Regions from separate parts of the Homo sapiens genome. Here all the other regions are linked to region 1. The links are chromatin loops, found by intact Hi-C in ENCODE. Cell type or tissue: heart right ventricle. All regions are shown on one strand. Each heading gives the region's core, and the rest is flanking DNA. Links, peaks and the distances in the headings are about the cores only. Region 1 overlaps PHC2 (polyhomeotic homolog 2). Region 2 overlaps TRIM62 (tripartite motif containing 62). Region 3 holds the start of PHC2 (polyhomeotic homolog 2). Region 4 overlaps AZIN2 (antizyme inhibitor 2). Region 5 has its middle 17 kb from the start of ZSCAN20.

Region 1 (5,000 bases), core at 1-5,000:
GAAAAAGAAAAGGGCATGTCTCTTACTGACCTTTAGGTTAGTAACTCCCTGTCATCCTCCCAGTGTCAGGGCTCTCTGTGGATAGCTCAGTTCTCTCAACATGGGATCCCCCTGCAGCTCTGCACCAAGGTCAGAGATGGGACAGGGCTGGGGGATTGCTCCAAAGCCAAGGACCACAGACGTTCCTGAAGGAGGCTGAATAAACCAAGGAGCAAAAGAGGGGGGAGAAAGAAATGGATGAGGGGGACACAGCTCACCAACAGAACCTCCTATCTCCTACCGCACATGTCTCTCTCATTAGATCAACCTGGCAGCCTCCCCAGCAGCAGCCCAGCTCCTCAACCGGGCCCAGAGTGTGAACTCTGCAGCAGCCTCAGGCATCGCTCAGCAGGCTGTGCTCTTGGGCAACACGTCTTCCCCAGCCCTGACTGCAAGCCAAGCACAGATGTATCTGAGGGCACAGATGGTGAGTACCCATGGCCAGGGCCATGGCTCAGAGGCACCAGGAGGACAGAGGCAGAGAAGCTGGGAGCTGGGAGCTGGAGAAGGGTGGGGAGGAAGCACTAGGGGCAGGGGCAGGAGATAAGGGGTGGGATAAAGAAGGGGGCCTGGAAGGCTGAGTGGGAGCTTTGGTACAGCCTCGAAGAGTCATGAAGGGTGGGGCTCCAGACTGAAACAGAGAAAGTTCCTGCGATGCCACCTTTCCTTCTCCTCCTAGAGTGAAACAGAAGTGTCCCCTTATCAGAAACTCCTCAAAATTAATCAGGATGGGCAGAGTGGTTCATGCCCAGGTGGTCCTGGACACCCAGACATCCATATACTTGACAGAAATGGAGTCTTCCCCTTCCCACCATCCTTACAAGGACTGGCCACCTCTAACTCAAGGGCCAAAGATGCTTTCCAGCTTCAGCGTGCCTCCATTGCCCTCCCAGCGGCCCCCATTCTAATCAGGGTCAGGTGAGCTTGTTTGGGCAGGATATACTCAGGATAGCACCAACTCTTTCCTTTGCACCTATCCCTGAGGGGTGCAAAGGTCCTTAGGAGCCTACCAGGTCCCTAAGATTTAGGAGAATGCCCTGGGAAAATGGCAGCATACTCCCTGGGTGGCAGTAGCATGCAGCCCCAGCTAGGGCTCAGTCACTGTGGGTCGTGTCTCATACCTCCCATTCTGAAGTCTGCTCCTTCGGGCTCTTGACACACTATCCCGAAAGTAACACAGTCCCACCCCTCCCTTTGCTCTTATGGCCAGGACGTGACCCTCGGAGCTTGTCTGGTCTTGCTCCCGCACATTTGTTCTTGGCTCTGAGTTCATCATTTGAGGCGCATCTCTATCCCCAGGGAACAGCCTCTTAGACACAAGGCATGAAATAGACTTCCATCTCCTCGGGAACTGGACAGCCACACTGTGATGCTGCTGCCCAAAGCTGACTGTGTCTGCAGGTTGCTTGTCCCTATGTCCTACTCCACTGGGGTCGTGATGCCTGCCTGTCTGCCTCCCTCCCCAGAGCAGGGCATACACCCACAGAGGAAAAAGCACAGCTGCGCTATCGCAGAGTTCTAGGGAAAGCACCCTGTCAAGGCACCAGCACATCCACACTGATGCAGAGCTAGACTCCCACGGAGGTCGAGGTGTCATGCAGAGAACACCATGGATCCTGCACCCTGCAGGATGGGATTCAGACATGAGGACGGCTCCAGGCGGTCCGCTTCCTCTGCTGTTGTTGTCTCTAGGCCCCTCTGAATCTAACTTTGACTAGAAAATGACCAAAAGGATACATCGAACTTGATCCCCTGGAGGGCAGTCTCATCTTGGCTCAGCCCTGGGTTCAGCAGTGGGTTAGACCTGGAAGGTGGTCCTAGGGCATCCATCTCGCTTCCCAGGACGCTAAGGAGGTGGTGGCTTCAGCGTATCCTGGGGATATCGGTCTCCTCTAGGATGAGCCCCTCACAGAGGGTTCTGAAGGGAACTCGGCTTTGGTGTAGCCCCAGAGCGGCTCTCCCCACCCACCCCTGCACCCAGCCTGGGTCAGGATGCAACGAGCCTCTAGAGAAAGGCAGGCGCTCCCCTTGGACTCCCCCTTCCTTTCTGCTTCTACTGTCCTGCCCTTCCTCATAGCCGCTCCTGGGCTAAACAGTTGTGTCCTGTGGCTGAGTCCACATCGAGCAGGTAAAAGGCGCCTCGTTTCCTGTGATTCCAGGCCCAGCCAGGTAACCTGGTGCAGGTAGCTAGGAGCCTAGGCGGCACTGTTCCTTTGTCCCCTCAGCTCATCTTCACGCCCACGGCCACCGTCGCTACTGTGCAGCCTGAGCTCGGCACTGGCTCCCCCGCCCGGCCCCCCACCCCCGCCCAGGTGAGGACTCCATGCTTGTGGGAGGGCAGGGGGGTGGGCACCCCTGTAGAGGGGCACTGATACTGGGGAGGGGCACAAGGAGAGGCCGGGATCAGCTAGGAAAGCAGGCGGGAGACAGGACACCCCAATGCCCCCAGGCCTGCGCGTCTACCCTGTTCCAGAAGGCCTCAGTCCCTCCTGGCTCTGTTTCGTTCCCTCAAACACAGGTCAGGAGCCAGAGGGCAGCCTGCTGAGGCCAGCATGATTTGCCAGGGAGGGGTGGGCTGTGCTACCCTCCATACTTTACACCTGCCCCAGCATAGCTGGTCTGGCTGCTGCTGCTTCATAAGTGGAAAGTCCCGCTCCGGTTACACACGGTAGTGCTGCTAGGACTCGAGAAAAATGACATGTAAGAGGGAGCAGAGACGTGTCCTGCTCTGCTAGGAGCGCACAGATACTACCGTGGCTGGGAAGATTCTGTGGGCAGCCGGGGAAGGAACCCCTAGCACTCGCATCTCCCCATCCTCATCTACGGAATGGGGAGGGTGATGGGACAGGGCTGGTAGCCGGATTTTCAGAGTCTGGCACAGCCTCCCTGTGTCCAGCAGAGGGCGCCAGGGACCGGGCTGAGTAAGCATGCCGGCCGTCTTGGAAGAGCCGGTGGCAACCTTATTCTGAGACAAGATATTTGCCCGGTGGCCTTCCTGGTCAGTTAACTTCCACTTTTGCCCTGGCCTTTTCCAGTGTGGGAAGCCCCATGCTCCCCCTCACTGGGAATTATTTCTGGGTGGTGTGCATCCAATCCTGAAAGTGTTGGGGAGGAGGGAGGGCAACAGAAGGGACAGAGCCTGGCCTCCCCACCCCTGCCCGCCCAGCTGGGCAGCAGGTCCTTCTCAGAACTCAGCCTCTTCTGCTGCTGGATGCAGTCACAGCGAACCCTCTGGCCCTCTTTAGCAACTCCACGTGCTTCTGGTTCCTCTTCTAGCCCCTAACACATTCTCTCTCTCTGATTTGACAACCTCCTGTTCTATTCAGCCATTCCTGGATCCATCCCTCTCTCCCTCTTAGTTGTATACTGGCATTGCTCCTGCCACATTCTCTGGACTCCCACAGACCCCTCTTTTCCAGGTACAGAACTTGACCCTCCGAACACAGCAGACACCAGCGGCAGCAGCCTCGGGCCCCACCCCCACTCAGCCTGTCCTGCCCAGCTTGGCCCTGAAACCCACGCCGGGCGGTAGCCAGCCTCTGCCTACCCCAGCACAGAGCAGAAATACTGCTCAGGCTTCCCCTGCAGGTGCCAAGCCTGGCATAGCTGACAGTGTGATGGAGCCACACAAGAAAGGAGATGGCAACAGCAGTGTGCCAGGGAGCATGGAAGGCCGGGCTGGGCTCAGCCGGACGGTTCCTGCTGTGGCTGCCCACCCCCTCATTGCACCAGGTAAGGTCTTCAGGAAGCAGGAATCCTTTCCCAGAAAACTCAGGGCCGTGAGTCAGGAGGAGACTTTCACACTTTCCTTTTTCCCATGGATTTGCAAAGATACCAGCCATGGATCTCTCTCTCCTCCCTCCCTATCTCAAAATGTCCATCAGCTCCTGGCTCTGTGCCATGCTTCTGGTCTAACTTTACGCAGGGCAGCCATGTTAGTTGGAATAAAGGAGTCCTTCTGCACTGTAGGCACAGCGATGAATCAGGGTACGCAGCCACAGCGGTGGAGCTGTGGGCACAACCTGGAGTGGCTGGAGGCAGGCAGTTGAACTATTTTGAAATTCTCCAAGACTCAGCAAAAAGGCCAGGGGCTAGCCAGAAGCATGTAAGAACCAGACAGAGAGATGGGAATGTAGGAAGTTTATTTTTCTCATCATTCAGCAAGCATTTGTTGATTAGTATTTGCCAATCATGTTGCCAATTCTAGGTGTGCAGAGATAAATGAGACTCAGGTCCTGCCCTCCACAGTGTAGCTGGGGAGACAGAGAGTGCAGTGCATATGCCATAATAGATCTAAGCTCTGAACACTGTCAGAACAGAAGAGCTATGTGGCTTGAGGAGAGGAGCTAGGAAAGGCTTGCTAGTGAGGGTAACACTTGAGAATAAATCTAGGAGCTTGCTTGTGAGGCAGGTCCGATGAATCCACATGCCCTGCTAGACCCCTTTCCCTGCCTACTAAAACTCTCCCTGTGCTGCCCATTGTAGGCAATCTTTAATGGGAAAATCTGCCAAGAGCCCAAGAAGCCAGGCCTATCGATCTAGGTAACAAGACCACCCTGTTTTACCATAGAAATAAATAGAGTGGCGAAGCACATGGCTTTGCATTAAAGAGAGGGTCACGCTGATCGCATCCCTGAGACAACCACTAACCTCAGTCCTCTCTCAAACCATTTTACCATCCAATCTAATCTGTGGGGTTTTTTCTTGAGAAAATACATCAAGAATATATCTCAATACATCTTTGTCAAAATAAGATAGGATTTTTATTTTTCCCTAGAGTGTGCAGTCAAAAGAAGGGAACCAGATATAGAAGCAAATCCATTCCACTTCATAAATTCTATTTTAGGACTAAGTACCAGGTACAGTGTGGGCACAGATGGTCAGCTGCCTGTCAGGCAGAATGGGTCAGAGATGCCGTCCTTCAGAGGACATGGCACATGAGCCTTGCGGCACGAGCATGT
Region 2 (6,017 bases), core at 608-5,607, 230 kb after region 1:
CCAGATTCATCATGTCTGTTGTGACCAGGAAAGCTGCCCCCATCTGCAGGAAGCCACTATGCCAGAAAGCTGCTGACTGCAGAACTAGGCTCCCTCTGCCACGGTCCGTGCCAGCCAATAGATGTCCTGAGGCCTGCCCCTCTCCCACTTCACTCAGTTCCCAAATCTAAATTTTTACAAGAGATTCTGTTTGGGGGAACTTAAGTCAGATCCAGAACCTTGGCTGCAAGGGAGTCTGGGAAATGTCATTTCCCTAGAAGGAAGTTAGGGTGGGTGGAGCAAGCCCCACCTGCGTTTTTCTGCCACAGCATCCAATCGTGAAGAACTCGGGAGAGGGTGGAGTCCACATCTAGGGTTGTCCTGCCCCTTGGCTCTATCCCTGCCCAGAGGTGGGAACTGGAGGAGTGGGCTGCAAGACTGAGCCTAAATGTCTCCCCGGCCTTGACTTTTCTTTCTAGTCCTGGGGCCTAGATTCTGCACTTGGGGTCTCTGACACAACACACCATCCCAAAGTAGCCGGAAGAGCTAAACACAGGGGGTTCTTAAAATGGCTGCCCCCGCCACCCGGGCCTCCCTTGGGCAAAAGGAATTGTCAGCCCTACCCCAACCCTTCAACTACCAGAATCTGGGCCACCCCAGCAGTATTTTTATTTAAAATGTTGCCCATTTTATGAGTTATGATCAATTTGTATTAAATTAAAGTTACAGATGTCAGTAGCCAGTTCCATTCATTTTGACAAACACACAGGCCCACCCAGCTCTGTCCCAGGCAGTGCACACACATGAGCATAGCTAATCCACAAAGCAGCCCGGCTGGGTAAATGGTATTATGCTCATTTTACAGAGGAGGAAAATTGAGGTTCAGAGAGAAGCCAAGACTTACCTGGGGTCCCATATCCCATGCTGGCAAGTGCCACACCACAAACCTGTCCAAAAACTTACCAGCCAGGGAAGGCTGTCAGTCTTTACCTGGAGGAGAGGTGGTGGTAGTCTTGGGAGCAGGCAGCAGGCAGCTCATGGGGCAGTGGCAAGAGCCTGGTCTCGGGAACCACACAGACCTCAGCTCAAATCCAGGCTCCATCACTGTGTGACTTTAGAAAAATGACCACCCTCTCTGGGACTCAGTTTTCCCACATGGAAGATGAGGATACCAATTTCACATAATTTATTGGTAAGCTGTAAAGTGCAGTGCACTTAAGGAGGCCCTACCCTATCCCCCCAGCTGCCTCCCAGAGTCAGTGCCTGGAGCTGTATGGGTTTCCTGAACCTCTGGGCTGGCTCTGACCCAAGAAGTCTGTCTTTCTCCTTATGGGCTGTGACGGGTATGGAACCACCTAGACCAGGACCATCCTGAGGTCCATCCCACCTCTGACTGATGAGGAAGCATCCTGGCTGGGAGTTAGGACAGGCTCTGCATGTGGACACACAGGCTGTGCACACTTAAGTGGAAAAGACTGTCGACTAAAGAAGAAATATCAAGCTTTTAAAGAATTAAAGTTCACTTTACTTAGAAGTCTTACTGAGTACTATAGACAGGCCTAGAGCCCAGCAGCGGCCCTTTAGAGAGGTTCTATCAGTCGGGCCCAGGACAGTATTTTAGCCCACTGCTTATATACAGGTGGTGGAGGTTTAGTACACGCAAAATCACATCACACTTGCTCAGAAGTAACATTAAAGCCACCGGGCGCAGTGGCTCATGCCTGTAATCCCAACACTTTGGGAGGCCAAGGCAGGCGGATCACCTGAGGTTGGGAGTTCAAAACCGCCCTGACCAACGTGGAGAAACCCCGTCTCTACTAAAAAATACAAAATTAGCCGGGTGTGGTGGCACATGCCTGTAATCCCAGCTGCTCGGGAGGCTGAGGCAGGAGAATCTCTTGAACCCGGGAGGCGGAGGTTGCGGTGAGCTGGAGATCGCGCCATTGCACTCCAGCCTGGGCAAAGAGCGAAACTCCGTCTCAAAAAAAAAAAAAAAAAAAAGAAGTAACATTAAAGCGGAATCATATATCAACGTTTGCATGTAAGAGTGTGTCTGGGCTATAGATTACAGAGGCATAATCATGAATGCCATCAGACACTATCTTCTGTACAGGAAAAGGCAAGGACTAGGTTTATTTATCTTTTAAGGAACGTAGTGACTCAGGCAAGAGACATGGGGGCCATGCCCACTATTCTGTCTTGTCTCCAAAGTATCCCTCCACAGAGCCGCACATGGTCACAGAGTCAGAGGCTTGTGAAATTATGCTGGCAAACAGAAATGAGGGAAGTAGCTTCTTCCATTTGCTACTGTGTCTCCCAGGCCACTGGGTGCTCTCTGCAGTGTGCAAGGGAGTACAGCACCCCTGGGAGCCCAGGACTGGTGTTGGCTTTCTGTTAAGTCATTTTCACCCTAAGCCATTCTTGGCCTCCTCACCCACAGAATGAGGGAGGTTAGGCTGCAGGCCACAGGTGGATCTTCATCTACAGCCTGGAGCTGGGGAGAGGGAACCACCCCAGTCATTGACTCGCCTGGGTTTCTAGGAAGAGGAATGAGAACGAGGATGGGAGAGGGGCTGTTGGCAGGGGTGGGTGGAGAGGTCTCTGATTGTCTGATGGAGAGCAGCCCAGTTCACAGGGAAGTGACTGGGGTGATTCTGAGACTAGAGTATCCCAAGCCCTCCCCCATCCTCTCAGATCCCTGTGACTGCTCTAAAACCACGCCCTCTCATTTTGGCTCAGTGGATCTGTCTTTGCTCAGCCTTCTCCCTCTGGGGTCGGAGCACCCCCTCCATGGCGCATTCCACCTTCTCCCCACTCAGCCTCAGCAGCAGCTCCAAGAAATGCTGGCCACTTCCCAGGCTTTACTCACAGTTTCCACGTGTGTGGAAGTAACTATAGAGGCCAAATTTGCATTATCAACTGGGGACTCCTGGAAATGGGGGTGTCTCCAAGAGATATATTTGATACACGTCCAGAGAATTCCTGAAGGAAAGAATCTGGGGTTGTCAGGCTGATATCATGAACCCCACATTTAACACATTAAGTGAAGAGAGGGGACAAAGGCCAGGCTTGGGAAGGAAGGAGGGATCAACAAAGCCCTTACCCAGGACAGATAAAAATGATAGAATGGCAGTAACCCCATTTGGAGCCCCCATTTGTAGTCAGCAAGCAAAGTACTGGTCCTTTTTACACCTTATCTAACCATCGAGACACGCCCCTGTGGTTGGTATCATTATCTCAGTGTTTGAGCAGGGAAACGTCACTTCCCAGAGGACCCACAGCCAGTACTCGGCAGAGCTGGAAATCAAACCCGGTCCATCCAAAGCTAAAGCCAGATGTCTCTTTACTGGACCTCTCTGGAAATGCTTCTCAACTTTGATGATGGCTCCAGTGACAGGCAGCAGCCACCAGGACTGTGATCTCCCTGGGATTTAAAGTGGGAGGTTAAACCAGGCTCCACGCCACTGCGGAATTGTGCAATTGTAAGTCAAGTCTCAATTGTGAGCCAAGCTTCTCCCAGGGTCAGAGGTGGAGTTAGAAAGGCCCCATGTGACCCTGAGCAAGTCTCTCTCCTTCCCTGGTCCTCAGTTTCCCCATCTCTATTGGGGAAGGGTTAGGTATCTATTCTAGTTGATTAATTGCCAGGGCCTGAGCTCTGATGGTCCAGGATTCTGTAAGTCTAACGTTAGGTCCCACGGCTTGCCCTGCTCAGCACCTAATAAGGCCATTAGCTCTGGCTCCTTCTCTCTGGGGTGGCAGCAGGGACAGAAAACAACAGAGATACATTCTCTTGGCAGCACAGAACTCAGCTCAAGGGTTCTGGGGATGGGGCCTTCCCTCCTGCCAGGGAGGCCATCTCGAGAGGCTGACTGCTCACACCTGGGCAGCACTCTGTCTCCTCCCCTCCTGCCTGGGTCCCAGCTCTGTTCACCACCCCAAAGCACATCACCACAAGGTCAGTTGCAAAGGCCCGGTATCACAGGCTTAAATACAGAGGGCTAGGAGGGAGGTGGGAGGTGGGAGAGGAAGGTGGAGTACTAACAAAGGTGTTGAATTATCACTGCCCATCAGGACACGGTTATTTCCCCTTACTCTGGGACACCAAAGATTCTACACAATCTTCCTATAATCCTGAACCACAAAAGGGAGGCACAGCCTCCAAAAAAAAGTAGGAGAGGGGAGGGGGGAAGTACTTTTATTTTGAAATGTGTTCATTTTTCTTTGTTTTATTTTCTATCTTGATGAAAAGAATATATTTTTAAACCTAAATACAAAATAGTACAGTTTTCTATTTTTTTTTAAGTTCCAGGATACATGTGCAGGACGTGCAGGTTTGTTACATAGGTAAATGTGTGCTATGGTGGTTTGCTGCACCTATCAACCTATCAGAACAGTTTTCTATCTGCTTTAAAAATTTCAACAGTTCTATCATATTTCTATTACAAAATGCTCCCCCCTCCCTTGAAATTAGATGAAGAGGGGGAAGGGTTGACACTGTGGACCAGAGACCCAGGGACTTCCTACCCTGATGTCATGATAAGGGCTGGGGAAGGGCTTTCAGGAAGCTGGCATCAGAGGCACAAAGCTTCAGGTCCTGGTGAGCTTCCCAAAACTGTGAGACTAGATGTGATCGAATCTGAATGCTGGAAGGGTCTGAGTGATCCTCCAGTCTAACCTGAAGCCCAGAGAGGGTTAGTTTCTAGCTCCACATCACACAGCATATGGTGGAGCTGAGATGAGTACTCAAGTGTCCTGGTTCCCAGTCAGCACATAGGGGAGGGAGATTGACTAACTGAGAGGGCCCCAGCCCAGGCAAAGAAAAGGAACACAGGCCAGGCTGGAAGGGACAGGGCCAGAGCTTAGGAGGGAGGTGCTCAGAGGAGAAGGGTCCCACATCTAAGAAGGTCTGCGGGGGTACAAGAGGGCCTATCAGAGTTGGGGGCTGCAGCTCCTCCGAGAGGAGAAGGAGGGGGCAAAAGGGTGATCAAATCAGGAAGTCCTCCCTGGGGTGTGCATGCCAGTCAGCATCACGGGCCCCAACATGGCTGATGAGAGACCCCTGATCTCAGCCCTGCCATTTACATAGAAGAAAACTGAGACACAGATGCAAAGACAGCAGCCTGCAGGGCACAGTCAGGGCCAGATCCAAGTCTCCTGACTCCCAGCCATCGGCTCTTTTCATGCAAACTTCAGTCTCCCTCTTGTGGATTCTGGTGTCTCCTCCTACCCCCTGGGAACCTGGAGCCTGAGCAGAAGGAGAAGGGGAGAGAGGAGGGTTCCAACAACCCCAGGCACCAGGAGCTGGGTGCCTTCCTCTGTTGTCCTCTCCAAGGAGAAGAGAGAGCTGGCCTGGACCTCCAGGGCAGAGCCACTTCATACCTGCCCACACCTGGTCCTCCTTTGCTGGCAACAGAGTTCAGAGCTAGCACCAGCCACAGCAAGGACAAAGCCCAGCCCAGGCAGCTGCTGGAGCTGCAGGGAGTCCCAGGTAAGTGAAAGCATTGGGACTGATGGCCCAAGGGGGTTCCCTGATTTCATGGCACTAGAGAAAGCCCTGGGATATCAGGTGGTTTGAATGTTTTGAAGTCTTTTTCCCCAGAAAAGAGGCTCTTGCCCCCTCACTCCCTGCAGGCTGAGCCCCTGTGCCTGCTTCCTCTGCTTACCACATACCGCAGGTCAAAGGCCCTCCCTGACCAAGCTGCCAGATCTGCCAATCAGAAGCGAGGTCCTGGGGCCCAGCAGCACTGTTCTTGCCACTGGGAGAAGGGAGAAGCAGATATGGGACCTGAAAGGTCACCAAAAAAAGCAGACAGGCTGGAGGTTTGTGCCTCTCACCAGGGTGGGGCTGTGAGTCGAGACCTGGGTAAACCCCAGCTCCGTCTCTGACTCACCAATGACCCTGGACAGCTCCTTCATCGCCACCGTAAGCATCCCTGTTCCTCATCGGCTGAACAAGAGGGACAGGCAAAGGTTCTAGCCTGAGGCAGCTTCCTGGAGTTTGTCCATTGGTACCCCTCTCTCCCCTCTTTCCTCTTAGG
Region 3 (6,017 bases), core at 401-5,400, 62 kb before region 1:
AAATGTCTATAAAGTTTAGCACATTTAGTTTGAGGCACAGAGCCCTGTCCAGTAATCCATAAATATATTAAAGTTAGAGAACCATGGCCAGATGTGGTAGCTTACACCTGTGAATCCCAGAGTTTTGGGAAGCCCAAGTAGGAAGATTGCTTGAGGCCAGAAGTTCGAGACAAACCTGGGCAACATAACAATTACCCGGGTGTTGGGGTGCATGCCTGTAGTCACAGCTACTCCTCGGGAGGCTGAGGCAGGAGGATCACTTGAACCCAGGAGTTCAATGTTATAGTGAGCTATGATCACACCACTGCACTCCAGCCTGGATGACAGAGCATAATTCTGTCTCTAAAAAATAAATAAATAAATAAAATTAGAGAATCACTGAGCTAAACAAGTCTGTACACAGATGTTTGTGTTTTTAAACTACTGTGCCTTTAGCTAAACTATCAAATCCCTAAGGTAAAAATGGAAAGACAGGCATAAGCCGGACGCGGTGGCTTATGCCTGTAATCCCAGCACTTTGGGAGGCCAAGGCGGGCAGATCACCTGAGGTCAGGAGTTCGAGACCAGCCTGGCCAACAAGGCGAAACCCTGTCTCTACTAAAAGTACAAAAATTAGCCGGGTGTGGTGGCAGATGCCTGTAATCCCAGCTACTCAGGAGGCTGAGTCAGGAGAATAGCTTGAATCCAGCAGGCAGAGGTTGCAGTGAGCCAAGATCGCACCATTGCACTCCAGTCTGGGTGACAAGAGCGAGATCGGACTCAAAAAAAACAAAAAACAAAAAACAGACAAACAAAAAAAAACAAAAAACAAAGGAAAGACAGAGAATTCTACAGTGCCCCTTACCTACCTGGTGACTCTATTCTCTTAATATATAGCCTCTGTGACCTTAACACATGTCACTTGTCACAAGGTATATTTGCTGTGGGATTAAGACGTAACACCATCATATCTTGAGAGGAGACAAAATTCTATTAGAGAAGGGATTCTAAGTCCAATCCTAAATTAAATAAATCTGATACAATGAGACTAGCTTTGGGGGCCAGATAAACCTGGATTTGAACCCTAAATCTGCTACTTACTAGCTGTATAACGTTGGGCAATTTGCTTAACTTCCCAAAGTCTCGGTTTCTTAATCCATAGAATGGTCACAGTAATTCCACCATGTTGAGAAGACTGAATTTAAAAGTTTCTAAAGTAATGAGCTTCAGTATAAATCAGTGTAACTCAGCATTAGCTCTTAATAGCTGTTTGACCTAAATTATGTCACATGGCCTCTCTGAGCCTCATTTTCTCTCCTTTGTAATACAGGCATAACTATTCTGCCTATTAATCTCAAAGGTCACTGTAAGGAAACAGTAAAACGCTGTACAAATTATGTACAAGGATTTTCTCAACTGCACAGCACACCTGAAATTGTGAGGAGGTGCTAGGAGACCCCTGCTGGATTTGAAAAAACTGGCGATTGTCCCGGGTCTGAAGTCAAAAATGATCTTAGATCTCCACTTTTGCCATTTAATGTTGTTGTATGATCTTGAGCGAATGATCTAACCTCTCTGAGCCTCCACTTTCCCTACTATCTAGTGGGGTTAATAGGACAGACATCACTTTCTGCAGCAAAGTGTTAAGGCACGTGGTAAGTGCTCAATAAATGTTGGCTGAATCTGGATCTCTCTGGCTGAGACAAATCTCTCCATCCGCAAGGTGGGAAAACTGCGCGTGGTCGCCATGTGGCGCTCAGGTAGAGGAGATGCTCCCGGGGGCACCGGGCTCCGGCACCTCCCCACTCCCCCGCCCACCCGCCCGTTGCCATGGCCACCGGTTCAGGCTGGGAGCAGCACTAAGGCGTGTTCCGCCCAATCCCCGCCCTTCTAGGGTGACCATTGGCTGGAGCGGCCACGTGACGCGCGCTGGTATGCTAATATATGGTAATAGCGCCCTCGCCCCTCCTCCGCGGGCAGCGTCCGAGCAGCCAGCAGGGTGCGCGGCGCCGAGCCGAGGGGGCGGGCTGAGGGGCGGCCCCCGGGAGAGAGCGGCCAGGTGGAGGAGGAGCGCGGAGGCGACCGCAGGTAACGGGCGGGCGCGTGCGCGCTGGGGCCAGCTCGCGGCTGACGGGCAGCGCGCGGGGGACACCGGCCGCCGCGCTGCCGGCTTAACCCTTTGGGCACCCAGCTGTCACGGTCGGGCCGGAGCGCTCGGCCGGGACGGGCCGCGCGGGGCGGGGCATTGCCATGGGCACGGACAGGCGGGCGGCAGGCGGCCTGACCCCTGGTCCGCGGCGTGGGGCCCGCGCTGGGAGCCCGCAGTCCCGGCCGGCGACCGGCAGAGCGCGGCGCCCCCGGGCCGGGAACGCGCAGCGAGGAGGGCTGCGGAGAGCCTGGGGCCGAGGCTTGCCGGGAACGGGAACCGGAACGGGAACGGGCCAAGGTCCCGTCAGTGACTCGCTTTCTCCGGGGACCGACCCCCCTCCTGCGGAGAGGCCCGCGCCGCGGCAGCCCGTGGTCTTGCGCGGCCTGCGCCTGCTCCGCTTGTCCCGCAGAGTGCGGTGAGACCCGGGCGTCGGGCCTGACCGGGGCGCCCGCTCCCCAGCCGCGGCGTGACAGCGCAGCCGCTGGCACTTTCGGCCCAGAGTCAAGCGTGGCGTGGGGGGCACCAGCAGAGGGAACCGGGGGTTGCTGGAACTGGGAGGAGAGAACAGTCGTCTAAAGGAAAAGCGGGCCCCAAGGTTGGAGAAGGAGGGATGCCCTAGAAAGGCGCTGGTCCCTTGTTTTCTGTGCTGAGTGATGACCTGACACCCATGGGAAAAGGTCGCTGCTGGACACCTGGATCGGGTCTGTCATACACGGAGGAAGCGGCTGTTCTACGTGAGTGTCTAACAAATTTCTTATAAGGCGAGGTTTAAATTCATCTTCCCCCCTCCCCAGGTCTGCTACAGAAGTGTCTTCTTGTAATTATCCCCCTCCCCCAATTCACTAAGACTGGTGGCAGCTTTAGGCTCACAGTGTAATTTAGCTTTTGCGACAATAGAAATGGTAGGAGGAGAGATGCGCCACTGATACTAAGCTTGCCCTGGGAGTTTCTTGGAAGTGTGGGGTAAAAAATATTTCTATCACCAGTGGGGATGAAAAATCGGCTAATGCGCCCGTGATATCAATAGAGTTTCTTTTGTGAGTCTAAAGTCGTTCCTTCTAAATCAAGAGAAAATGCGGTTACAATTGAAAAGTACCAGAAACCAATTTGATTTTGCAAGTGAAGTGCAAATTCCACTTCCACGTTGCTCTTGATGTCTTTTATCACCCAACAACAAATACTTGGCATATGCCAGGCACTCTGCTATGTCTTGGGGATGCAAAGATGAATAAGATAATTAGTCCTTGTCCTGAAAGAAGTGGTAGGAGAAACAAATGAAATTGCTAGTAAAAGTGATTAACAGCATAATAGATGTGAATGCAAAGGGCTTTGGAAGCACAGAGGAGGGAACAATTAGCTGTCTGAGAGGACCAGGGAAGGCTTTCCAGAGAACACATTTAAGCAAGGTGTTGAAGGATAAATAGGAGTTTACCTTGCAGAGAAAATTGGAAAGGACTGAAAAGGCAGCCAAAGCGGGGGAACAGCGAATGCAGCCACATAAAGAATATGTTATCTCTAGGGAATGGCTTTCTATTGTAACTATGGCTTTTTTTCCTTCCTCTGTAATGTAACTTTCTAAAAGTAGCCTAGAATTTCTTATTCCCAGCACAGTTGTCCAGTGATATTTTTCTTATTGTTTTCTCCCCCATATTTTCCCCTCATCAGTTTTTCTGAGCCTCATTCCTGGTCTTTGTCACCCATATCTTCCCAAGTAAGGGTCCATCATGTGGAGGTTGAATAGGAGTAGTTTTCAGTTGCTCCAAGGGAGAGGGCCTGAAACTGGGCATAATGTTTGGCACTAGAGGCAGCATCTGAGAGGGGCAAATCTAAATCATACAAAAAGAGAATACATGACCATAACTAGGGAAGCAATGCTGAATGTCAAATTTGTGAGACCTGGGGAAATAAGTAGTAAGATCAGAAGCTGGAAGGATCTGGATTAAGAGAGGATTGGAGTGTGAGATGGGTCAGGGCAAGTAGTCCAGGATTGAGACCATGAATCGTGCACATGCAGCTGAGCCCACTGTTGCATGGTGCCAGCTGTGCAGAACAGCGGTGGATCTGCCAGACTGGGCCAGGCCCTCCATAGGCTTTCCAATGCCTCCTCCTTTCTGTTCACCCTCCCTCCTTACTATTATCCTCTTCTCTTCATCCCAGTTTCCACCCATGTCTCATGCATTGGGCTTCTTTTAATGAGGTCTTAGCTAACAGAGCAGAGAAAATCCCATTCTGCTGTCTTAGCATCTATCTCTAGAACTATAAATAGTCCATTTAACCTCATTAGCCATCAACTAGCCAGCCTATTTTTACTTCCTGATCATTTAGAAGCTGAGCAAGGTTGGGCCCAGAGTAGCAAAGTGGACCTCATCCCCAAAACTCTTCTAATATTTGAATCAGATAAAGGCCTTTTTGCTTTGCTTAGACCACATTTATTTTTAGAATGGATTATGGTGAGTTTTTGGCAAATTTCCTGTTTTGAATTATATTACAGATCAAGTCGTGTAAAGAAGGTGTCACTGGGGTGACATGCTTAATACGGTCTGCTAAGATTGATGATACTGTAAGTGCTGGAAAATCATGGGCGGTATTTAAGCAATCTTCTCAGTCAGTGTATTTACTGAACACCTGCTTGTGTGCAAATACTATCCTGTATTTGTGATGTGGAGGAGACAGGAAAATGAGAGTGGTGGTGTAGTATGGGGGTTATTCTCAGCTAAACAAAGATTTGGATCCCAGTTCTACCAGGTACTTGCTACATGACTTTGACTTCAGTTTCTTCATCTGTAATAATGCCACCTACCCAATATAGTTGTGAGGACTAAATGAAATCACAAATGTATAGCAGTCATTTAGTACCTTTTTGAGATGCTTAATGCGTGGTATTATAGGAGTTGAGAAAAGAAAAAAAATGGTGATAATTGAAGCCATATGATTAGCTGAGTTCACTGCTGGTAACAGCATAGAAATAGAATAGAGGATGAAGGACTGAAGCTTGAAGATACATCCCACATTTAGGGAGGGAGGGAGAAGGCATGGAGTCCGTATGGTAGAAAATAAGAAAAGAAGCAAGAGAACCATCTAATGTATTTATCCAACAAATGCATTCTATTCACCACCATTTGTTGTGTACCTGACAGATGCCAAGGCCAGTTAGACACGCTATTAACCATGAGAGTGTAGTATCACAGAAGTCAAGAGAAGAAAAAGTTTTGAGCTGCAGAAATTCGTCAGCAGTTTGAAATTGTACAGAAAGAGTGGGAAACATTCATTATACTTAGTAAACAGAAGGTCATTGGTAACTTTTTGAAAATGATAGCTTCAGTAGAGTGGCGGGGGTGGCCATGGGGATATGAAAAGCCACATGAGAGAGAACTGTGGCATGAGATGCCGATAAGAAGTGGAGACAGCATGCGGATCACCTTTTGTATGTTTGGCAATGAAAGGAAGAAAAGAAATAGAAAAGTGATTAGTGAAGGCAGCACAGTCAAGCGGAAGATTAATTTTCCCTGTCTGCTTCATTATTTTCGTTGACCTAAAATATTATTCTTTTTATTTCATATCCTTAATAGCAAGTCAGCAGTTCATTTCTTAAACTTACTGCTTTGATAACTACCTGAATGTTTCACTGAACAGTAATAGTGTAGCTGTCGTTTATTGAGTGCTCACTATGTGCTAGGCATCGTGCTAAGCTCTTTGTATACATTCTGTTCATTATCCCATTTAATCTTCCCAGCACCAGATTATAACCACACAACCTCTTGGCAGCACGGAAAGACTAAGTAAATTGCCAGAGGTCACATAGCTAATGAGTGGCACAGATGGGATTTGGATCCAGCTCAGACTCTAAAGCTTTCCTGAAGGATCATGCTATACTGTCTCTGAAGTCAGG
Region 4 (6,017 bases), core at 625-5,624, 270 kb after region 1:
TGGGTGATAACCTTCGTCATCCTTGTTGTCTATTATCGACAATAAATATGTTTGACTTTTTAAAAATTAGATAAAAACACAACAAATGTTATTGAAATACACACACACAACTGAAAACAGGCCCACGTGGGGTAAGCTCACCTTCTGCAGGATGGGGGTAGGGCAGATGTTGTCAAACAGGACTGAGTTGAAGATCCCATACACGCCCTCATCAAGGTGGTACACGATGGTCTTGGAGGTGGAACCATTTTCCTCTGCAGGAGGGGAGGGTTCAGAGGCAGCACAAGTAGCAATGTGAGGGGGTGGTAGTGGGGCTGACACAACAGTGGGCTCAGTAAGGAAGCAAAATGGCTACCCATTCCTCAACCATGAGGCGAGGCCTACAACAAAAGCCATCAGCAGCCATCCTTCCAATGACATGGGTTCACTGCCGTGTTAGGAACACTCACCCCTGCAGCCAAGCAACCTGCCCAGGATGCACTCCCCTGCTTGCATCTGAGCCCCTAGGTGCCCCAGCAAAGGCAGAAGAGCAGCCCACCCAAACTCAAGACCCCAAAAGGTTAAGCCACTTGCTCAGAGGCACATGATAGGGCAGTGGATGAGCCAGAATGAGAAGCCAGGTCTCTTGATTGGATCAGACGGGACAATCCCCCAGGTCTATAAAGGAAGCCAGAAGAATGCCACACACGAACACAGGACATTCTACCTGGAGCCCACCACCCTTCACATGAATTCTCTCTGGGGAAAAGCGCACAGTCCTGAGGCTCCCCTGCATGAGGGTCCCAGAGCAGAGGGCAAGCCTCAAGATCAGAGTCCCTGACACCTGTCACTCACAGGCTGCTATCCCTGACCTATCTGGAAGGGGAGGGAAGAGCACTGATGTTGGTGATGTGGGCCCAGAAGCGCTGAGTCAGCCTAACCTGAACTTGAATCCCCACACTGCCCCTTATCAGCCATGTGACCTTGGGCTAATGACTCAGCCTCCCCCTGCCTATGTTGTCATCTGTAAAGTGGACTCAAACAAATGTAAGCTGTCATTAATTATTTTCATTATATTATGAGAAGCAGTAGGGTGAGTAGGAGCCTGTATTTTGGAGAGGAGACAGACATGGGGTCAAATGCAGGCTCTTACTAGCTATTAAGCAGTTCACTTGTATTCTCTTTGGTTCTCGGTTTCCTCATCTGTAAAATGGGGTCAACAGAGTATCTATTCTCTCTAAGGTTGTTTTGCTCTCAATCTTCACAAAATATGAACATGCCTAGGAAAAAAGATGCTAAATAAATGTCTTGGGGTGGGGCGACTTGACTGAAAGTTTCCCTAAAGCAAGAACCCATTCATTCTCCAGATTCCCCCATCCTCTGCCACTGGGTCTAAAACCAGATCCTGCTCAGCCAACCACTATCTGAAGCTTCAGGGGAGAACAGGGCTCCACTGCCCACCTGGCACCTACCCTCCCTGCCAGGCTGGTCTAGCAGAACCTCCTTCTTGGCAATGATGCTGACTGCCACAGTGAAGGCCGAGGTCACGTAGTAGCGCCCCAGCTCAGCAAAGATGTCCACGCCACAGCCCTCTGGGAAGTACAGGTCCAAGGCTGAGTTGATCACGGAAGCAATCTGGTAGGAGGAGAATGGGGAGACAATTATGTGTTTGAAATGTGGGCTTTATGCTGAAGACTTGCTACAGCTCCAAGTCTATTTCTTGAAAGCTGCTTTGATTTCCGGAAGAAGGATTTGGCAGCTGCTAAGGCCCCAGCTGATAACTGTGGACAGCTGGCCAAGAAGGTAGGAGGGGGACAGAGCTGGGTAGAGAGCCTCGTGCTTGTGTAAATCACCCTCCTCCATGGCCCCACAATGGGAAGGAGTCCTCTTCATATCACACTTGGTACTCAGATTCCAGAAGCCCTGATGTGGATCTTTCTTTCATAAATAACCAGTTTGTTAAATACAGTTGACCCTTAAACAACACAGGTTTGAACCGTGTGGGTCCACTTATGCATGGATTTTCTTCTGCCTCTGCCACCCTGAGACAGCAAGACCAAGCCCTCCTCTTCCTGCTCCTCCTCCACAGCTTTCTCAACTTGAAGACAATGAGGACAAAGACCTTTATGATGATCCACTTCCACTTAATGAATAGTAAATACATTTTCCCTTCCTTATAATTTTCTTAATAATATTTTATTTCTGGCCAGGCATGGTGGCTCATGCCTGTAATCCCAGAACTTTGGGAGGCTGAAGTGGGCAGATCACTTGAGGTCAGGAATTCGAGACCAGCCTGGCCAACATGGTGAAACCCCGTCTCTACTAAAAATACAAAAAATAGCTGAGCATGGTGGCTTGCACCTGTAATCCTAGCTACTTGGGAGGCTGAGACACGAGAATCTCTTGAACCCAGGAGACGGAGGTTGCAGTGAGCCAAGATTGTGCCACTGCACTCACGCCTGGGTGATAGAGTGAGACTCTGTCTCAAAAAAAAAATTATTTCCTCTAGCTTACTTTATTGTAAGAATACAGTATATAATACATATCACACATAAAATATCTGTTAATCGGCTGTTTATGTTATCAGCAAGGCTTCTTGTCAACAGTAGGCTATAGTAGCTAAGTTTTAGGGGAATCAAAAGTTATATGCAGATTTTGTAGTGTGTAGGGGGTCGGTGCTCCTAAGCTCTGCGTTGTTCAAAGGTCAACTGTAATATACTTGATTACAGAAAATTCAGAAAATACAGAAAAGGAAAAAGAAGATAAAAGTCACTCCAAAGTCTATCAACTAGATGAATCTAATTATTGTTAACTTTTTGGAGTAGTGTCTTTAATTATTTTTTATACAAACGCTATTTTTTATTATAACCATGGTAGGTCTCTGTATATGTTTTTGGAACCTGTTTTACTTAATAGACTGTGAACGACCTCCCCACATTAAGGAAGTGTTTTCATCAAAAGGATGTACCATAATTTAACAAATCCTGAGTATTAGATGGACCAGGGAAGTCCACTGGACTTCTGTTAGGAACAAAGCTAGAACAGTCATCTTTGAGGCAAATTCTTTGAGACTATCCCAAATCATTTCTGTAAGGTCAATTCCTACATGTCGGTATTCCCGAAGGAGGCGCCTTCCAAGAAGAGGCGACCTCTAGTGGTTGGAGTGGGAACTGCTAGGACACATTTTTCTTAACTTCACCTCACAGTGGGTAAGGAAAAGGGAATAGAGGAAGAGAATGGACAGGCAGCAGACCAAAGGTTGGTTTTCGTTTCCCTGCCTCCCCACCCGATATCTCATCAGCCCACCTTAGGGTGAAGAGGCCTATCCCGCCCCTTAAAGAGCCTTACGACTTATGTAAATGTGTCCTGGTTATGCCTCCAATTGGCTGAAGTGCATGGCAGGCAGAACCAGGTTCTGCTTTGGGCTCAGGAAGCAATGTAACCTCTGTGAGCCTTGGCTTGCTCAGCTGTAGCACAGGGTTAATAAGCAGTGAGATCACCCAGGTAAGCACCAAGCACTGCATGCAGTGCATAGGACCCACGCACGGTGGTCTCCCTCCGATCATCTAATCCCTCCCTATCCTCCCCGCCATAGAGCCCAGCATGACACTCCCAGCTCCAGGGTTACCTCTTCAAATCTCACTTTGGCCCCTTCTGTGCCAGGGAAGCCACCACCAAGGTCCAGAACGTGCATCTTGTGACCCAGCTCGGTGCCCATTTCAAACACGAGCCGGGCGTCTGCGATGGACTGAGCATAGGCCTGAGGGTCAGGACAGCCACTGCCAATGTGAAAACTGGGAAGAGAGGAAGAGCCTCGGCTGACATGCAGGGCTCCAAGTGCCACCACCTGAGCCCCAGCCAAGAATGACATTGGGCAGGCACATGAGACACTGTGCCCATTTTACAGATGCAGTGACCAAGGTCCTGAAATGTTCAATGGGTTGCCAAGGGCCATATGGCAAGGGAGAAGTGGACAGGAGGCTTGATCCAAGGGCTCCTGGCACTTGGTGCTCCTCCCATCCCTCCTTCTGGGATGAGAGCCAGGACCCCCAAGTCAACCAGATCTGGCTGTGCCTCCCAGTCAGCAGGGTGGCCTTGGCAGCTTACTCAGCTTTGTTTTAGTTTCCCCACCTATAATGCGGGGACAAGACCCACACCACACAAGGCTGAGAGAATGTGCATGAAGCACTTAGCACAGCACCTGGCACACCTAAGTACAGAATAAATGAAGCCCTATATTAGGTAGTTCATTGTTCATTAGGTAGTTCATTATTACTCCTTCCATATCCCTGTAAGAAAAGAGGCACACAGCTGGGTGCAGTGGCTCACACCTGTAATCCCAGCACTTTGGGAGGCCAAGGCAAAAGGATTGCTTGAGCCCAAGACTTTGAGACCAGCTTGAGCAATAAAGTGAGACCCCATCTCTACAACAAATAAAAATTAGTCAGGTGTGGTAATGCACGCCTGTGGTCACAGCTACTTGGGAGGCTGAGGCGGGAGAGAGAATTGCTTGAGCCTGGGAGCTCAAGGCTGCAGAAAACCATGATCATGCCACTGCACTCCAGCCTAGGTGACAGAGTGAGACCCTATCTCAAAAAAAAAAAAAAAAAGAAAGAAAGAAAAGAAAAGAGGCCCCTCAAGAGTGTAGCTGCAAAACCTTTGTCCTACAGGCTGGTAAGACTCCCTCAAAGCCAGGTCTCTGGATGGAACTTCCTGGGACAAGACCTTCTGGGGACCCTGGGACTGGGGAAGGGACCCTTCTAAACTTCCTTTTCAAACAGAGGAAATTCTCAAATGGAAGAATTCCAGGCCCAGGGACAGGCCCTACTCAGAGGCCCTGGGGAAGGTCTCATATAGAATTAATTCCTGGGAAAGAGGCAGGGAGCCTGGTGTGGGAGGGGATGGCAGGGGTTCCCAGTGCTCACCTCACACCCACCACCTCCACATGGTGCTTCTTCGCATTTTCAAGCAGGTGTCTGCAGGATTTCAGTGACACTCCAAACTTTAGGCTCAGGCAGCTCAGGGAGTGGGAGTCATCGGTAGCAATGCACAGAACCATCCTGATGAGACACGCAGTGCCCCTCTGCTGGACAAACCCTGTCGCCCCACCCCAGCCACATCTCTCAATCAAGGGCTGTGAGCTACATGGCTCAGAGCCACCCAACCCCACAGGCTCCCTGACCCCTCCCTCTCCCTACACAGCCAATCAACCTTCAAGTCCTGTCCAATCCATTCTCTAAATGTCCCTGACCCATTCCTGCAGCCCCTGCGCCCTGGTCCAGACCTCACCAACTCTCCTGGGGCAGCTCCAGTCCCTCCAAATCAGTCTCCACACCAGTTAGAGCTTTCAAACTTGTCGTGTATGAGAGGAACCATTTTTAAACAAAGCCTTAAGGAGAACCCATTAATACGATGGAAGCTGCTTTGGATGGACTGGAGTGGCCCATCACCTGGCCACCCCCTTCACCCCAAGGCCCCTCCTGGGAAGTCCAAGGGTGTCCAGTAATCATGTAAAAGGCACAGCCAGAGCAAAACGTCCAGCCCTGACCCCTTCGAAAGTCCATTTGCATCGGCTCCCCGCCCCCGACCAGGATCTCCTTCACCCCCTACACATAGCATGCGTCAGCCACACTAAGTTTCTGCTTACGCTTGAATGTCCCATGCTGTTTCCAACCTCAATGCATTTGCTTACGCAGTTCACTATTTATGCCCCCTCCAAATTCTATTCATTCCTCAAGGCCTGCTTCAAATGCCACTTCCTCCGTGGAGCCTTCCTGACCACTCCCTCGACTCTCTCAAGCCTGTGACTTTGGCCTCCATAACACATGGGTCTCACTCTGCCTAGGGCTTTAACCAGTTATTTCTGCCTTTGTTCTAGCTAGACCCTAGCATCCTGGGTTCAGTCCAGGAGTACCTGCCCCAACCTCCTGCAACTGTGGCTGGGTCCAGGACAGGGTGACCTGCCCCAGCTCCACCCCCTCACCCCACCCCCCCCTTCACTCTGAAGCCCAGCCTTCCCTCAGCCCAGCCTCCCCACA
Region 5 (6,017 bases), core at 437-5,436, 88 kb before region 1:
GGGCCACGCCCACCTCCACCTAAGGGCTTTTGCAGTAGCTGTTCTCTTTCCCTGGTAAGCTCTGCCCACCTGTGATGGGTTTTTGCTTTTGTATTCTGGAAGGTTTGTTGTTTGTAGATGTGTCTGTGTGTATGCATGCGTGTGTGTGTGTGTGTGTGTCTGTTTTTACTAACCATGAGTTAATGCTACAAGACTGATGGTTTTAAATATGAGTCACCACGTTAGGAACTTTTGCCTGAGACAAAACAATACTCCCAGGACATTGAGAGGCTCTGTTCTCCCACCCTATTTTCTTAGCAGATAGCATGACTTTGAACCTAAAACAAAATAAAACTCTTTGAAGTCTTTCCAACAATGAAAAGACATAATTTGGTAATAATAACAATAATATGAAAACAAAATAGAATTTAAGACAAATCATTAAGTGATTAAAGAGGATCATGTGGAAATAATAAAAGCTCTATTACTAGAGCCACAAAACACACACATCAAAGCTTTTAGAACTATAAGGAGAAGGTGACAGAAGCACAATTGTAGTTTTTATTTATTCACCCAACAATGTGCCAGGCACTGCGCTAGGTGGTGGGGAATAAGCAGTGAACAAAACATCTAAAATTCCTGAGACTGTGGAGCTTACTTTTAATGGGAGAAAACAGACAATTTTTAAAGTAAATATACAATATATTATATAATCATGAGTTATATGGTGAAAAATAAAGCAATGGGCCGGGCACGGTGGCTCACGCCTGTAATCCCAGCACTTTGGGAGGCTGAGGCAGGCGGATCATGAGGTCAGGAGATCGAGACCATCCTGGCTAACACAGTGAAACCCCGTCTCTTCTAATAATACAAAAAAATAGCTGGGCGTGGTGGCGGGCGTCTGTAGTCCCAGCTACTCGGGAGGCTGAGGCAGGAGAATGGCGTGAACCTGGGAGGCGGAGCTTGCAGTGAGCCGAGATTGCGCCACTGCACTCCAGCCTGGGTGATAGAGCGAGACTCCATCTCAAAAAAAAAAAAAAGAAAGAAAGAAAAATAAAGCAATGAAGGTGGATGGGGAGAAACAAGGGTAGGAATCAAGGTAGAATTTTAAGTAATGTGTCTAAGAAGACCTCTCTAGTGAGGTGACATTTGAACAGAAGCTTGAAGAATGGAGAGGGAACCACCCATCTCTCTGGCAGAGGAAGCAGCAAGTGCAAAGGCCCTAAGGTGGGAGGTGGAAGCCAGGAGGCCAGGGCGGCTAAAGTGGAATGAGCCAGAAGAGGGATAGCGGATGAAATCAGAGACATCTGCAGGGCATAGCCGCTCAGGGTGGCGCCGTAGACTGTTGTCAGGACTCTGGCTTTTATTCTGTATGAGATATGGGGTCATTAGAGGGTTTTCATCAGAGGAGTGACACAAGCCTGTTTATACTATCAAAGAATCATTCGGGCTGCTATGATAAGAGCAGAATTGCTGGGGATAGTGGTGGTTGCATGAGGACAGAAGCAGAGGGATAAGTGAGGAGTTGTTGCATTAAGTCAGGTGTAAGATAATGTGGGCTTGAACCCTGGTGATAGACTTGGGATTAAGAGGTTAAGACATGGTTAAATTCTGGATATATTTTGAAGATGGAACTGACAGCATTGGCTGATGAGTTGGACGTGGGGTGTGAGGAAAGAGAAGTCAAGGATGATGCCAAGACTGTGGGAGAACAGATTTAGAAGAATTAGTTCAACTTTTAAAGTACTCAGTTTAAAATGACTGTTATAGGCCAGGGGTGGTGCCTCATGCCTATAATCCCAGCATCTTGTGAGGCCAAGGCAGGTAAATTGCTTGAGCCCAGGAGTTTGAGACTAGCCTGAGTAACATGGTGAAGTCCCATCTCTACAAAAACATACAAAAATTTTCTGGGCGTGGTGGCACATGCCTGTAGTCCCAGCTACTCAGGAGGCTGAGGTGGGAGAATCACTTGAGCCCAGGAGATAGACCCTGCAGTGAGCTGTGATTGCACCATTGCCCTCCAGCCTGGATGACAGAGTGAGACCCTGTCTCAAAATAAATAAATAAAACAAAACAAAACAAAATGACTATTATATACCAAGTGGCTGTGTCAAATGACGCAAAGTGCTAGGCATAGGAGGCACTTGATACCTGTGTGCACATGTGTGTATGTGTATACATGTATGTGGCACATTTCATATGTGCATGTATGTATGTATGTTGTGGTTAGAACTACGTCCACCTCTTGGTGGCTGTGTGATCTTGGTGAGTCACCCAGCCTCTCTGGAATACAGAGATAACAGAGCCTACTTCACAGGGCATGGCGATTTTAAAACATGTCCACAATTTTTTGATTTTCCCCTTAAAAAACGGTGATGTCCAATTCCTCTCCCTTTGCATACAAGCAGGCCTTAGTGACCGGCTGCTAATGAGTGGAATGCGGCAGAGGTGGTACAAAAAGACTTCCAAGGCCAACTTAGAAAAACTTCCTCCTGGCTCTCACTCTGAGGACACTCGCCCCGGGAACCCAGCCACTATGTTGTGAAAAAGTCCAGGCCACAAGGAGAGGCCACATGGAGGTGTTCTATCTCACAGCACCAGCTAAGGTTCCAGCATCCACTGCCAGACTTGTGAGTGACAGCCCTCAGGTGATTCCAGTTGTCCCAGCAAATGCCAGATGGAGCAGACATGAAATGTTCCTGCCAAGTCCTGCCCAGGTTACAGGTCTGAGGGCAAATGGATGCTGCTCTTTTGGGTTGTGTGTTATACAGCAGTAGGGAGTTGGAACACTGGGAAATTGCTAAAGCATTTTGTACACTGGAAAGCCAGCTACAGAAATGGCTCATTAGTTGGTAGGCATCCTGAGCTACTCACTAGTGACTCCAGTTAAGTCTTCCAGAGCAGAATGTCATCTCAGGCCAGGCTCTGACTCCTTCCAGCACCAGGTGGCACTACAGTCATATCTGGCCCCTTATTTCCTCCTGCCCATCTTATGTCAGATCCTCACGCTCTCTCTCTCTCTCTCTCTCTCTCTCTCTCTACCACAGCATTGAACTTCTTCAACATGCTGCACCCACCTATGCCTCTGTGTCTTTTCTCATACTGTTCCTTCTGTCTAAACCACTTTTTCCTCCGTGGCCCCCCGGACGTCAATTCCCAGCCACCTCCTTCCCTCTCCTCTGGGCCTCACTTCACCCAGTCTCATCTAAAACAGGATCCAAAACCTTCTTGTAGGAAGAGCTTCTTTCCACTTCCCTAAAGGCTTGAGATCTGCGGGGAGGGGAGAGCACTTCCCAGAAATATGCAGGGCACAGTGACTTTTAGCACTGAAGTCCCAGAAGATGGGAGAAGGCGGAGGAGAGGTGGTACCTCCAGTGGCTGATGGAGAGGGAGGAGAGGAGGAGAGGGGAGGAGGGGTCGGGACAATCTGTGGGAGTTTGTGAAAGCAATTTTCAGTAATCAGATCATCTCCAGCCCCCTGGAAAGTGTTCCCACCAAGTTTTGTTTTTTGTTTTGTGTGTGTGTGTGTGTGTTTTTGTTTTTGTTTTTGTTTTGAGATGGAGTCTCGCTCTATCACCCAGGCTCAAGTGCAGTGGCACGATCTCGGCTCACTGCAACCTCTGCCTCCTGGGTTCAAGTGATTCTCATGTCTCAGCCTCCCAAGTAGCTGGGATTACAGGTACCTGCCACCACGCCCGGCTAATTTTTGTATTTTTTTTCTTTTTTATTTATTTTGTTTGGTAGAGACATGGTTTCACCATGTTGGTCAGGCCGGTCTCAAACTCCTGACCTCAAGTGATCTGCCCGCCTCGGTCTCCCAAAGTGCTGCAATTATAGGTGTGAGTCACCCACCAAGTTTATCCCAGGGCATGTCTCACTTATGCTAAAAGCAAGTCCATTCCCACAGTAGCCCCACTGCCTTGCTGACCCCCAGGGTCTCTCCACACTCCTCTGTGGAGCTTATCCACCCTTCTGAGCCTGATTTCACACAGCTGCTCCTGCAAGGCACAGCTGATCTCTGCAGATGCCTGCAGCCATGCTGCCAGGGAGCCCAGGCAGTATGCTGCTCCCACTCTGCTGCTGGGCAGAGCATGCACAGCTGCCACTTCCTGCTGCTCCATGGGGTGCCTGGTCCTTCACCTGCCAGACCTCACAGCTCTCCGAGCCCCCAAGATGGTGCGTAGTGCCAGGAAGCAGAACAGGGGAGAATGGCTCTGCATTTGTTTTCCAGGGCTGCGGTAACAAAGTTCCACTCCCTGGGTGGCTTAAATAACAGAAATGTATTCTCTCACAGTTTGGAAGGCTGGAAGTCTGAGATCAGGGTGTCAGAAGGCTCGGTTCCTTCTGGGGGCTGTGCGGAAAGGCTCTGTTCCAGGCCTCTCTCCTTAGCTTGTCAATGTTCATCTTCTCCCTGCTTCCCTTCACATGGTCTTCCCTCCATGTGGCCTAGCTTTGGGTTCAAACTGACCCTTTTTATAAGGACACTGATCATATTGGATTAGGGTCCACCCTAATGACTTCATTTTAATTGCCTCTGCAAAGACTACCTCCAAATAAGGTCACATTTTGAGGTGCTGGAGTCAGGACTCCAACACATCTTTTTTGGGGGAATACAATATGATCCGTAACATGCTCCTTCCCTTTGTATTACAGCGTTGATCTCGAGGCCATAGACCTCATTCATTCGAACGAGGCCACAATAGCATGTGGACACACATCATGCTAGCTCAGTATTGCCCCACGCACAAACCAGGTAACTGCAGGGCTCAGAACCATCACGAGGTTGCTTTGCCCCTCAGTGTCTTTGGGAATTCCTGCACTGTCTAGGCCAGGCAGGGCCACTGCTCACGCCACCTCTTCCACGATGGCCTTTGACTTCACTCTGGTGCTCCACGTGGTGGATGTTCATATGGCACCACTTGCTCTAAGGTACCTCTTCAAGTTCTGTATAACTGCTGCCTGACACCCCTCGCAAATCAATGCCTGGGACCCTGATCCTGGGCCTTGCCTTTTTATTCCAAAAAGGATAGAGAAACTGATCTACCTCCCCTTAGAGGAGAACCACAGCAGAATTGCTCAAGTCCTGAGGTGGTACATTATCTAGAAAGATGGCTATTTTTCCCCACATCTACAGATACATACAGATATTGGACCCAGAGCCACAACCCACCTCCATTCCTCAGATCCTCTGCTGAGTTCTGTTGTTCATTCCAGACTCCTTCATTCATTCAGCTACTATTTACTGAGTCCCTAATATGTTTGAGAGACCTAATAATAACTACATGTATTAGTTTCCTATTGCTGCTATAACAAATTACCACAAATGTAATGGTTACAGGCAATATAAATGTATTCTCTCCCAGCCCTGGAGGTCAAAAGTCCAAAAAGGGCATTCTTCTGGAGGCTTGAGGGGAGAATCCTGTTCCTTGGCTTTTTCAGCTTCTAGAGGCCTCACATTCCTCGGCTTGTGGCCCCATTCTGTCCTCTACTTTTTTTCTTTTTCTTTTTCTTTTTTGTTATTTTAATGTTTTTGAGTACATAGTAGGCGTATATATTTATGGGGTACATGAGATGTTTTGATACAGGCATGCAATGTGTAATCACATCTTGTAAAACGGGGTATCCATCCCCTCAAGTATTTATCCATTGTGTTACAAACAATCCAAGTATACTCTTTTGTTGTTTGTTTGTTTGTTTGTTTGTTTTTGAGACAGAGTCTCACTCTGTCACCCAGACTGGAGTACAGTGGCGCAATCTCAGCTCACTGTAACCTCTGCCTCCCAGGGTCAAGCACTTCTCCTGCCTCAGTCTCCCACATAGCTGGGATTACAGGTGCCTGCCACCACACCCAGCTAATTTTTGTATTTTTAGTAGAGACGGGGTTTTACCACGTTGGCCAGGCTGGTCTCAAACTCCTGACCTCAAGTGATCCGCCTGCCTCAGCCTCCCAAAGTGCTAGAATTACAGGCATGAGCCACTGCGCCTGGCCAAGTATACTCTTTTAGTTATTTTAAAGTATACAATTAAATTATCATTGA

What was found. Peaks named below come from ENCODE experiments on the same cell type or tissue, not always from the same donor. Only the 100,000 strongest peaks of a DNase experiment are listed, where the experiment ranks them.
Region 2: a loop joins it to region 1, with 5 times the contacts of the local background. A loop is called at or near these places in 25 of 110 quality-filtered maps.
Region 3: it touches region 1 in a loop (10-fold over the local background); 18 of 110 quality-filtered maps call a loop at or near these places.
Region 4: it touches region 1 in a loop (12-fold over the local background); 19 of 110 quality-filtered maps call a loop at or near these places.
Region 5: it touches region 1 in a loop (3-fold over the local background); 64 of 110 quality-filtered maps call a loop at or near these places.

Annotation. Positions count from the first base shown.
Region 1 is chr1:33,365,887-33,370,886 of GRCh38, reverse strand. It overlaps PHC2 (polyhomeotic homolog 2), which reads left to right. Exons shown (of 15, transcript NM_001385109.1): 5 at 302-466; 6 at 2,265-2,351; 7 at 3,459-3,771. Among named protein-coding and RNA genes, the nearest start is that of PHC2-AS1, 18 kb to the right of the region's middle. RefSeq lists an enhancer at 3,249-4,152. In heart right ventricle, for the core only: CTCF peaks have their summits at 2,732 and 2,933 (motif pointing right); a DNase peak (open chromatin) is centred at 2,946; H3K27ac peaks cover 3,458 bases.
Region 2 is chr1:33,140,099-33,146,115 of GRCh38, reverse strand. It overlaps TRIM62 (tripartite motif containing 62), which reads left to right. Exons shown (of 5, transcript NM_018207.3): 5 at 1-717. It also overlaps a transcript of AZIN2 not described here and a transcript of ZNF362 not described here. Among named protein-coding and RNA genes, the nearest start is that of TRIM62, 39 kb to the left of the region's middle. RefSeq lists enhancers at 4,391-4,990, 5,591-6,017. In heart right ventricle, for the core only: no CTCF peak of the experiment used is centred there; no DNase peak of the experiment used is centred there; H3K27ac peaks cover 1,167 bases.
Region 3 is chr1:33,427,026-33,433,042 of GRCh38, reverse strand. It overlaps PHC2 (polyhomeotic homolog 2), which reads left to right and starts at 1,948. Exons shown (of 15, transcript NM_001385109.1): 1 at 1,948-2,067. RefSeq lists a silencer at 1,745-2,264. In heart right ventricle, for the core only: CTCF peaks have their summits at 1,946 (motif pointing right) and 2,590; DNase peaks (open chromatin) are centred at 1,902, 2,587 and 2,740; H3K4me3 peaks cover 3,200 bases; H3K27ac peaks cover 3,043 bases.
Region 4 is chr1:33,092,304-33,098,320 of GRCh38, reverse strand. It overlaps AZIN2 (antizyme inhibitor 2), which reads right to left. Exons shown (of 12, transcript NM_052998.4): 7 at 4,905-5,039; 8 at 3,608-3,773; 9 at 1,452-1,614; 10 at 142-254. Among named protein-coding and RNA genes, the nearest start is that of AZIN2, 14 kb to the right of the region's middle. RefSeq lists an enhancer at 5,366-6,017. In heart right ventricle, for the core only: a CTCF peak has its summit at 3,136 (motif pointing left); a DNase peak (open chromatin) is centred at 3,153; H3K27ac peaks cover 1,087 bases.
Region 5 is chr1:33,452,916-33,458,932 of GRCh38, reverse strand. No RefSeq gene overlaps it. Among named protein-coding and RNA genes, the nearest start is that of ZSCAN20, 17 kb to the left of the region's middle. RefSeq lists an enhancer at 3,566-4,065. In heart right ventricle, for the core only: a CTCF peak has its summit at 2,916 (motif pointing right); DNase peaks (open chromatin) are centred at 2,602 and 2,922; H3K27ac peaks cover 1,822 bases.